Linked DNA regions of Homo sapiens: region 2 is linked to region 1. A link is a contact called in ENCODE Hi-C or POLR2A ChIA-PET data. All regions are on one chromosome and are shown on one strand. The core of a region is the stretch at or near the end of the contact, and the rest is flanking DNA. Distances in the headings are between cores, read along the strand shown. Region 1 overlaps RTN3 (reticulon 3). Region 2 overlaps MACROD1 (mono-ADP ribosylhydrolase 1).

What was found. Hi-C counts contacts between places; a loop is a spot of excess contacts on that map. ChIA-PET counts read pairs that join two places held with the same protein, here RNA polymerase II (POLR2A). Pooled maps may share reads with other maps.
Region 2: a loop to region 1 is called in a map of posterior vena cava, with 8 times the contacts of the local background. The contact joins two enhancer-like sites. A Hi-C loop is called at or near these places in 1 of 168 maps with a recorded cell type or tissue (posterior vena cava) and 1 of 50 pooled maps. POLR2A ChIA-PET finds 5 or more read pairs at or near these places in 3 of 52 experiments (K562, WTC11 and activated CD4-positive, alpha-beta T cell).

Annotation. Positions count from the first base shown.
Region 1 is chr11:63,697,041-63,702,273 of GRCh38, forward strand. The region is part of intron 1 of RTN3 (reticulon 3); the gene reads left to right. Among named protein-coding and RNA genes, the nearest start is that of RTN3, 18 kb to the left of the region's middle. Within about 2 kb of position 2,456, at least 3 of the 41 ENCODE cell types and tissues checked have a DNase peak (open chromatin) inside an H3K27ac peak, as active enhancers do.
Region 2 is chr11:63,999,174-64,004,406 of GRCh38, forward strand. MACROD1 (mono-ADP ribosylhydrolase 1) reads right to left here. Exons shown (of 11, transcript NM_014067.4): 5 at 1,054-1,170; 6 at 469-590; 7 at 357-387; 8 at 158-231. Among named protein-coding and RNA genes, the nearest start is that of OTUB1, 15 kb to the left of the region's middle. RefSeq lists enhancers at 1-441, 15-104, 442-1,377, 1,390-1,897 and silencers at 235-474, 1,125-1,704. Within about 2 kb of position 3,107, at least 4 of the 41 ENCODE cell types and tissues checked have a DNase peak (open chromatin) inside an H3K27ac peak, as active enhancers do.

The DNA.
Region 1 (5,233 bases), core at 1,206-3,705:
TACCCGACTAATTTTTTGTATTTTTAGTAGAGATGGGGTTTCACCATGTTAGCCAAGGTGGTCTTGATCTCCTGACCTCGTGATCTGTCCGCCTCGGCCTCCCAAAGTGCTGGGATTACAGGCGTGAGCCATCGCGCCCGGCCCCGTTGCTATTTTAAGAAAATTTTAAAAATAAGAATATCGTGATGAATAATCTTATAGCCACATATTTGCACTGGTTATTTATTGGAATTAGATTTTCAGCAGGTCCACTTATGCTTTTTTTTTATTTTTATTTTTTTTTGAGATAGAGCCTCACTCTGTCGCCCAGGCTGGGGTGCAGTGGTTCCATCTCAGCTCACTGCAACCTCCGTGTCCCAGATTCAAGCAATTCTCCTGCCTCAGCCTCCCAAGTCAAGTAGCTGGGATATGTGCCACCACACCCAGCTCATTATTATTATTATTATTATTTTGAGACGAAGTTTCACTCTTATCCCCCAGGCTGGAGTGCAATGGTGCGATACTGGCTCACTGCAACCTCTGCCTCCTGGGTTCAAGCAGTTCTCCTACCTTGGCCTCCCGAGTAGCTGGGATTATGGGCACCTGCCACCACGCCTGGCTAATTTTTGTATTTTTAGTAGAGACAGGGTTTCACTATGTTGGCCAGGCTGTTCTTGAACTCCTTCCCTCAGGTGACCTGCCCGCCTTGGCCTCCCAAAGTGCTGGCATTACAGGCGAGAGCCACCGCGCCCGGCCCACCTGTGCTTTTTCAATCCCATATCTTCTAGCAATTTTGTGGGCTTTGTTCCAGAAAAAATTGTTTCTTTTTTATGTATTTTCAGACTTTTTTCTTCATTGGCTCCTTTCTGTCTTTCTGTAAATATACTTGTCATTTTCATTTCTAAAAAACTTTCCCTCAACGTTGCCTCTCCCTATAGCTGCTGCCCAGTTTTTAGTTCTTCCCTTTATCACCCGTATTTCCCATACTTTTTGTTTTCAGTGTTTTTTAAACTTACCTTCACTCCTCAGTCTTCAGTGTCTGTTCCCTCCCCCTCTACCACTCTCATTTTAGTCATCAATGCGAAATTAATTTCTGTGACCCTTTTCATAGTCTTTTTTTTTTTTTCTTTAAAACAGTGTCTCACTCTTGCCCAGGTGCCATGGCTCAATCTCAGCTCACTGCCACCTCCGCTTCCTGGGCTCAAGTGATCCTTTCAGCTCAGTCCCCCCAAGTAGCTGGGACTACAGGAGCAAGCCAGCATGCCTGGTTAATTTTTGTATTTTTTTGTAGAGATGGGATTTCACCATGTTGCCCAGGCTGGTCTCAAACTGCTGAGGTCAAGCCATCCACCTGCTTTGGCCTCCCAAAGTGCTGGGATTACAGGCATCAGCTACTGCGTCTGATTGTTTTTCATAGTCTTAATTTAGCCATTCAATGGCTTTGACTCTTAACCATTCTCTAAAGCATTCTCCAAATGGCACCATTTTTTCCTTTCTTGACTTCTTTCTGTTTTCTTCACTGGTCTTTCTTTCTTGATCCCCTTTAAATACACATATTTTAAAATTTCTCTTCATGCCATCTGGTAAGATCAAGTGGCCAATCTCAGCATACCTGGGAAACTTAACATGATCTAAGATCACTGAGGAACCATTGACTCCAGATACTGTCTTGTACATGAGGCAAGGCTGGGAGAGGTTGTTCCGACTGACTGCCAGCACCTGCTCCCGAGCTCCTACCACTGGCCCCTTTAAATATTGAGATACCTCAAGATTCTTTTGTAAAACTTCTGTATTTCTTCCTGGATGAAGGTATTCACTGCAGTGGTGTCAGTTCTCACCCAAATGTTAATTCCCAGATATTTATCTACAGCATTTACCTCTCTCCTGAGCCTGTCCCTATTACTGCACTGCCTGTTCAACAGTTGCCACTTATATATGCCTTAGGCAACTTTTTTATATTGAAAGTTAATAATATAAGGGATTCCTGGCCGGGCACAGTGGCTCACGCCTGTAATCCGAACACTTTGGGAGGCCAAGGTGGGCGGGTCACTTTAGGTCAGGAGTTTGAGACCAGCCTGCCAGCATGGTGAAACCCCACTAAAAATACAAAACCCCTACTAAAAATACAAAAATTAGCCGTGTGTGGTAGCATGCACCTGTAATCCCAGCTACTCAGCAGGCTGAGGCATGAGAATCACTTGAACCTGGGAGGCGGAGGTTGCAGTGAGCTGAAATCACACCACTGTACTCCAGCCTGGGCGGGCGACAGAGCTGAGACTCCTTCTCAAAAAAAAAAAAAAGAATTCCTTCTGTGTTCCCAACCATGGCATTTCATTTAGTCCCTCAGTGATCTTTTACTTCTCCAGTCTTTAACATCCAGGCAGATGGTCTCAAGACCTGTCTTCTCTCTTGTCAGCAGTCCTCTCATTCCCATCCTCACTGCCTTAGTGCGAGCCCTTATCTCTTGCCAAGATTATGCAGTAGCTTTTCAGTTCCGTCCATGCTCTACCCTGCTGCCAGAGTTCTTTCTAAAACACGTGATATTGTCACACCCTTACTTAAAAACCTTCAGTGATTCCTTATTACACAAAGGATATAATCCAGATTACATGGCATTTAAAGCCATTTGGAATCTGGCCAATTGTTCCTTCTCCCCAGAATGCCTTTCCCTTCCTTGTTCACCTCATGAACTTAAATCTTTAAAACCAAGCTTACCACCTCTTCTGAAACATTCTTAATTTACCATAGTGGCTGTCTCTGCTGCATTCCCACAACTCATACAGTTTTACTGGTGCATATTTGATTTTCAGCTACTTGTGGGCACTGTATTACCAGTACTAACACAGGTCCTGGACTTCGCTACTTAATGAAAATGGTTTCATTAATGGCATTTGAGGATTAAGATCATTCTGGGGTTCAGTTCCCTGTGACACAAATACAGAATATGAATACAATGTGGTTTTGTAAGTTAGAAACCTCATGGAATATTGTACCAGCCATTACCAGTTATCTGTGTTCTGCATCTGCATAACAATTTGCATGTTGAAATTTTCCATTAGGAGGGAGTGGTGTTAGGTGAAGGTGAAAAGGCAAACAGCTGGCATGCTCATAGGCTCTTCTTTGGCATTGGGCTTGAAGTATTTGGTTTTTCAGGTTTGTTGGGATTTAAACGCATCATTGGCAGAGATTTAATGTTGATAGTAAATGCATGTAGAAATGGATCCATCTGGAAACATAGAGATAGGAAAACATGATTCTTTTACTTTTTTTTTTTAAGGTAAGGTCTCACTCTGTTGCCCAGGCTGGAGTACAGTGGTGTGATCACGGTTCACTGCAGCCTCAGCTTCCTGGCCTCAAATAATCCTCTTACCTCAGCCTTCCAAGTAGCTGGGACTATAGGCTCATGCCACCACACCCAGCTAATTTTTTTTTTTTTTAATTTTTTGTGGAGACAGGATCTCACCATGTTGCCCAGGCTGGTCTTGAGCTCCTGGGCGCAAGCGGTCCACCTGCCTCAGCCTCCCAAAGTGTGGGGATTACAGGCGTGAGCCACCTCACCTGACCTGTTTCCCTGCCCCCATCCTTTTTATTTTTTTTTTTTTGAGATGGAGTCTCACTTTGTCACCCAGGCTGGAGTGCAGTGGCATGATCTCAGCTCACTGCAACTGCCCTCTCCTAGGCTCAAATGGTCCTTCCACCTCAGCCTCCTGAGAAGTAAAGGATTAATTGAAATGTTATTTTTTATTTGATCTTCTTCATTGGTCACTGTGTATCCTGATAAGAATTTTCAGGCCAGGCTTGGTGGCTCACACCTGTAATCCCAGCACTTTGGGAGGCTGAGGCGTGCGGATCACGAGGTCAGGACATCGAGACCATCCTGGCCAACATGGTGAAACCCTGTCTCTACTGAAATACAAAAAATTAGCCAGGTGTGGTGGTGCGCGCCTGTAGTCCCAGCTACTCGGGAGGCTGAGGCAGGAGAATCGCATGAACCCAGGAGGCAGAGGTTGCAGTGATCCGAGATTGCGCCACTGCCCTCCATCCTGGTGACAGAGCGAGACTCCTTCTCAAAAAAAAAAAAAAAGAATTTTCAGCTTTTAGTGCTCATATATAATTTGTTTCTTACAGTACTTCTCTTCCAAATTTTTATACTTTCTAAACCCTTGCTGTTTGAAGTATTGATATCATTTTGTTGTTTCTGTTTTTTTCCTGATATCAAATGTACAGCTCTTTTCCAGAATGTCATATAGTTGGACTGGGCCAGTATGTTGCCCTTTCATACTGGTTTCTTTCACAGACCAATAAGCATTTAAGGTTCCTTCATGTCTTTCTGTGTCTTGATAGCTCATTCTAGAATATCTTTTAACATCTCAATTTCTAAATTTAATCAGCTAAAAAGTCCCATATTTTATTTAAATCATCTACATAAAGTATAATGAAACTCAGGGTATGAGCCAGAGAGTAAAATTTCTCTCTATTTGTGAACAGTTCTACAGGCTTTATAGGGAGCAAAGTGCCGGAGGCTCCTCAGTTTCTGGGGAGGCTTCAGGAAGCTTCCAATCATGCAGAAGACACAGGGGGCACAGGCATGTCACATGGCAAAAACAGGAGCAAGAGAGCTACCCTTGATTAAAGTATCACTTAGACCTGGGTGTGGTGGCTCATGCTTGTAATCGCAGCACTTTGGGAGGCTGAGTGGGAGGACTGCTTGAGCCCAGGAGTTCAAGACCAGCCTAAGCAACATGGCGACACCTGTCTCCAGAAAAAAATAAAAAATTATCTGGGCGTAGTGGTGCACACCTGTAGTCAGTGCTACTCGGGAGGCTGAGGCAGGAAGATCACTTGAGCCCAGGAGGTCAAGGATGCAGTAAGCTGTGATCATGTCAGTGCACTGGGCAGCAGAGTGAAACTTTGTCTCAAAAATAAATAAATAAGGAAAGGACAATTTTTTAATTTGTAGGAGTAGATGTGGTACTTCATTTTCATATAATTAAAAAGCAGCTTTATATTTGAAACTAAATAGTTTTCATGAATTAGTACTTATAGCTATAGCCCTGTCCTTTAAAGCAATCTTCTAGCTTAAATATATTTCTAATATTTGTGAAAATATTTTTATAATTGCAAGATAAAAGGGAGTTAATATGTAAAGTTCAGTATTTAGGGACAATTTTGGAGGGTTTTGTTTTTCACATGGCTTTTTTATTCTTTTTTCATCATTTTTATTGAAAAAGTCATTTTATGTTCTTAGTGTGTG
Region 2 (5,233 bases), core at 1,857-4,356, 300 kb after region 1:
CCATCTCGCCACCGCCAGGCGCCCTTGCGCAGGAGAAACAGGGAAGGAAGGGGCGGGCCTGGCCCTGCGCTCTGCACCCTGACTCCCTGGGCGATGATGGGGGCTGGTCACTCTGGCCGGGATGCGGACCCCACCCTCGCCCGGGCCCAGGACTCACCTTGTCCTTGTGCTGCTCCAGCCACTCTCGCAGCGTGGCCAGCACGATCTCGGCGGCCGCCTCACAGGGGTAGCCTGAGGCGGGTGGGGCGGGAGTGAGTCCTAGGCTCTGGCCCCGCCCACTCCCCTGTCCGCCCCGGCCCCTCCCGGCGTCTGGGTCCACCGCCCACTCCTGGTCCTTGCCTTTCTTCCAGACTCACCAAACACGCCGGTGGAGATGCAGGGGAACGCCTGGGCGGGGAGGGGTGAGAGGGGGTTGGAACATTGTCACTGCGCCCCGCCTCCCGCCCTCCCCCGCGGGCCGTCCCTCACCACCGAGCGGAGCCGGTGCTCCAGCAGCAGGTCCAGACTGCTCAGGTAGCAGCTGCGGAGCTCGGCAGCCTGACTGGCGCTGGGCTCCCCGTAGGCGATGGGCCCCACTGTGTGGATGACGTCTACGGGGGGCGACGGGGTCAGACCGGCGGGGGTCTACGCGGTCCTCAGCTCCCTCGCTTCCCCCTGCCGGCCTGGGCAGAAGGGGGCAGGAAACACCTTTCCCCCCAAGCGCTGAGCCTCCTCCGCGAAGGCCCCCACCCCTGTGGGCCCCCTCGAGCCCGAATCCGCACGCGCACAGAGCCCCGCGCCCCCTCCCCACATCTGTATGGGCCCGGCTGAGACCCGAGCGCGAGTGTGGGCGCGAAGGCGTTGCCCCCCAGCTCCATCCTCAGCCTCCACGCACGGTCTCCCCCATGTGCTTCCTGGGGTGTGCGGGGTGGGGGCCGGGTCTTGGCCCTTAAGGTTAAGAAGGGCCCCCTGAGGAGTTCCCCAGCACTCCTGTGGGGGCCGCACCCCTGATGTCCCAGTGACACACGGGCGCCCTGTCTGCGCCCCACAGCTGGGGGCGCGTCGGGGACTCACACTTGGCCGGGAGCCGATAGCCGCCGGTGATCTTGGCCTTGCCAGTCTTACAGCTCTGCAGGGTCCGGCACTCGTCGGTAAGCAGGGGGCCGGCGGCCCGATGAATGCAGCCGTCCACTGCGGGAAGGGCGGGCGCGACTGAGCTGGCCTGGCAAGGCTGCGGCCCCGGGGTGAGCACCCTCAGTCCCGAGAAGCCCCTCGGCGATGCGAGGACCCATGCGGAGCCGCGCCCCAACCCCGTGGCCTCCGGCCGCGGCCGCTGCCCCCACCCCCGCCCGGAATGTTTCACATCTGGGGAAACCGAGGCGCAGAGCGGGACGGCCCTGGGCCTGGCGGGAAGTCGCGCAAGGAGGCCGGCAGGGGGCGCACCCGGCCCACCCTGTCCCTTCCAGGCCGCGCCGCCAGGGCCCAGGCAGGGCGGCTCCGGGAGGCGGGGGCCGCCGGGACAGGAACCGCCGCCCGAGCCGGGGTGACGGGGAAGCTTCCTCCCCGACGCCCCTCCCTAGCCCTGTCCCGGGCGCGCTGCAGGGCCCGCGACCAGTCGCTGCCTCCGCCCGGGCCTCAGCGTCGGTGCGATCCCAAGGCCCACCTCCCCAGGCGGCGCCCCATCACGGGGCGGCGGCAAACCCTAGGACCCATTTTGCGGATGAGGAAACCGAGGCCACCTTGTTACAGGGTGATCAGATCTGTAGCTGGAGTCTGGGTCTTCCAGCCGCGCGGGGAGGTGAGCCCGACGCCCGGGCCCGAGTCTCCTGGCGCGCAAACCCCAGCTGGTTAATGAACCGCCTCGTTAGCGCATCCAGCTTAATTACGGCCCCGCATGGGCTTGTTTATCCGAGGGCGGCTGCAGGGCCTCGCGAGCGACCCTGGGGACCCGGGCGCAGATAAACAACCGGGGCGCAGCGGGAGGCATGGAGGAAACGCTCCAGCAGCCCAACCTCGCCAGGGCACCGCGCAGGAGAGGCGCGGCCTCAGGCAGGCCTGGGTCCAGCCCGGGCTCACCCCTCATCGGCTGTGAGATCCTGCCCCTTCCCCTCTCTGGCGTCCACCCTCTTATCTGGAATACCGGGACAGCGACCCTCCCACAGAGGAAAACGCCGCGTGCTGGCCGGGAGGACAGGGCCCATCTTTGGCAGCTCTGATCGCCCACGCCAGGAGCTCCTCAGGCACCAGCTGCCTGGTGCTCACAGGCGGGCATCAAGAGAGGACCATCATTCCCCATTTTACAGATGGACAAACCAAGGCCACCTTCTCCTTCATCACCTCAGTCTCGGCACAGTTCCAGGGATGCCAGGTAGCTCACACCCCTTTCTTTTGCTGTTTGATCTCGTGCCCTGGGGGCACAATTAAACCTCATTCTGCAACTTTACTCAGAGCTGGCACCAGGCAATTTCCCAGAGCGTCCCAGGGATGGGTGGGCAGAGAGGTTAGGGGAACGCTGAGAACGGCTCAGGCCTGGATCCCTTCCACCTGCTCCTCTCCTCTGCAGGGAGAAAGGCAGCTGTAGCCCAGGGCGAGGCTGAGATGGAGCAAGAAGGCAGGGCCCAGAGCGGGCGTCCAGGCTGGAGCTCCCAGTGCTGGGAAGTGAGTGTTCCGAATGGGGTGCCGTGGCTGGGCTGTGGAGCTGGGCAACGTGAGTTCACATCCTGGCTCTGCCAGCCACAGATGTGTGACCCCTCACATATCATTTAACCTCTCTGGGTCTCAGTTGCTCCATCTGGAAAATGGGATAATAGCACCCACCTCAGAGCTCATTGGGCTGTTGGAAGGATTGAGTTAAACTAACTTTGTAATGTGCTTAAGGCAGTGCTTGGCAAGAATGGAGGTCATGAGTGTATCCTGTTATTAACAACAGTGTGACAGTGTGGGCATGTTCGGGTATGTGTACATCAGTGTGATGGGAGGTGGGTGCACACAGGGTGTTCACAGTGTGTGGGGGTGAGCCCAGGGATCTGTCTGAGCTGGCTCTCCTAGGAGCCTCCCGGGTCGAGCACCTGGCACCGGCTGCTCGAAGTCTCTGGGGGCTCACCGCCCTGCAGGCGACCTCGGCCAGCTGTGGGGGCCCGTGCGGGGAAGTGGAGCTCAGTGTTTCAGGAATTTAATGTTTCCTGCGGAAGTGGACTGGCCTGCAGCCAGGCCTTTGGGGCTGACCTGGGGGCGCAAGGGAGGTGGAGGGAGCTGGAATCAATGCTGGCAGAGGGCTCAGGCCAGATGCCCCCTCCTCACCCCCAGCAGTTCCAGAACAGGGCCTGGGCCAGGTGATGGCTCTGCAGGGGCCCCAGGGAGGGGCTCCCCTAAAGCAGAGATGAGGGACAGGTCACTGTCAGCCCACTGCTACCCCAACAAGCTAGAGTGCAGCCTGGCCCCTCTTGCCTGCGTGTCCCTCCCTGTCCACACACCAGCCTTCTCGCTCTCTCCCCTGAGAGTGCAGAGGGGAACCCCCCCACCCTGCTCTCCTTAGCCATAGGCCCAAAGGACCCCTCCCACACACACTCCCAGAGTCCCCTTAGCTCTGCCCTCCAGGCCCTGTCCTGGCTCTTACCTGGGGCTAAGCTAGGTCCTAGAGACTCAAGCTTCCTGGGGTCCCATTCAGGGGAGATGCCCTTCCTTCCCTCTTCCCTCTTCCCACCCCACCCCAAGGCAGCTGGAAAAGACCAGCAGCCCTGATCCCTGGGGCTACCTGGTGGAGGTGGGGTATTCCCAGTTCACAGGAGCTGACCAACCCTTAGTCTCCTCTCCAGGGCCCTCAGCCACCAAAACAAACCTCCAGGCTCCAGCTCAACCCTCACCCCAAGTCAGCAGAAAACCTGGGGTCTTTCCTGGGGAGGCAGAGCCCACTTGGGTGGCGGGACCCCCCTGAGATGTTTCTCCATCAGGTCAAAGATGAAGCCTTCCTCCACCTGTGGCCAGAAGATGGCCCCTAAGGCCCCTCTGCCTCCTCCCTGCAGCCCCTTCTTCCCTCCACCCTCCTCTACCGTTAAACTCCCCCTGATATGGCTCCTTCATATCAGCCCTCTGTCTCACTATATCATCCAGGCTGGAGTGCAGTGGTGCAATCTTGGCTCACTGCAACCTCTGCCTCCTGGGTTCAAGTGATTCTTATGCCTCAGCCTCCCGAGTAGCTGAGCTTACAGGGGCGCACCACTATGCCCAGCTGATTTTTTGTATTTTTAGTAGAGATGGGGTTTCACCATGTTGCCCAGGCTGGTCTTGAACTCCTGACCTCAAGTGATCCACCCGTCTCAGCCTCCCAAAGTGCTGGGATTACAGATGTGAGCCTGTGTTTTTTTGAGACAGGGTCTTGCTATGTTGCCCTGCCTAAGCCTCCTAAGTAGCTGGTATGACTCACCCCCCATGGCCTTTGTCAGCCTTCTTGTTGGGTAAGCACCTGCGTGGTGATTTACAGCCGCTGTCTTATTATTTTTCCTGTTTATAGAAGAAGAAACTGAGGCACAGAGAGCAAAACTTGCCCACACGGCTGGAAGGTTGGGCTCCCAACCTCAGTGGCTCTGCTTCCTCTGGGACCACTAAAGGGCCTCGCCCTGAACCACTCTGGCTGACTGGTTTGAATGGCCCCCTGTCCACGCTCTTGGGGAGGCAGTGTCTCCCCACATCAGCACGTCCCCTTCCAGCAGGGGGGCTGCCCTGGTGGCCTCTTGTTGCACAGTGTTCTGAGGCCACTGTCTTTCTGGACGGTTTGGCTGCCCCCAGCGCTGACGGCTCCCTCCATCCAGCGGGACTTCCCGTCTCCTTCGTGGGCTCTCGTTCCTCAGGCCGCTCCTCAAATGCCACTGGGGCTCTGCCTGCCCTCGCCTGAGCCCGGAGGAACCTCTTTCTGCCCCAAGCCCTGGCCTCTGAGCGGCCCTTGACCCTCCGCCCCATCTTAGGCATCTCCCTGCTTTGCTGTGGTAAAGCCCTGCCTTCCAGCCTCCACGGCCAGCATTCAGCCCAGCATCTGTGCGCCTCCCATGGAAGGATGTTGTGGAAGGAAGGAGGGCTGGGCTGAGTGATTGCCCATGGCCCTGGGCATTCCTGGGGCAGTGGAGGGCACCAGGAGTGGGCAGTCCTCAGAGCCAGCAGAGGCGGAAGGCAGGCAGGCTCCGGTGGGGCCATCCGCCAAGGCGCTTAGGATGAGTTGGCCGCTATTTAGGGTGCTGTAATATGCATGAAGGGAAGATTA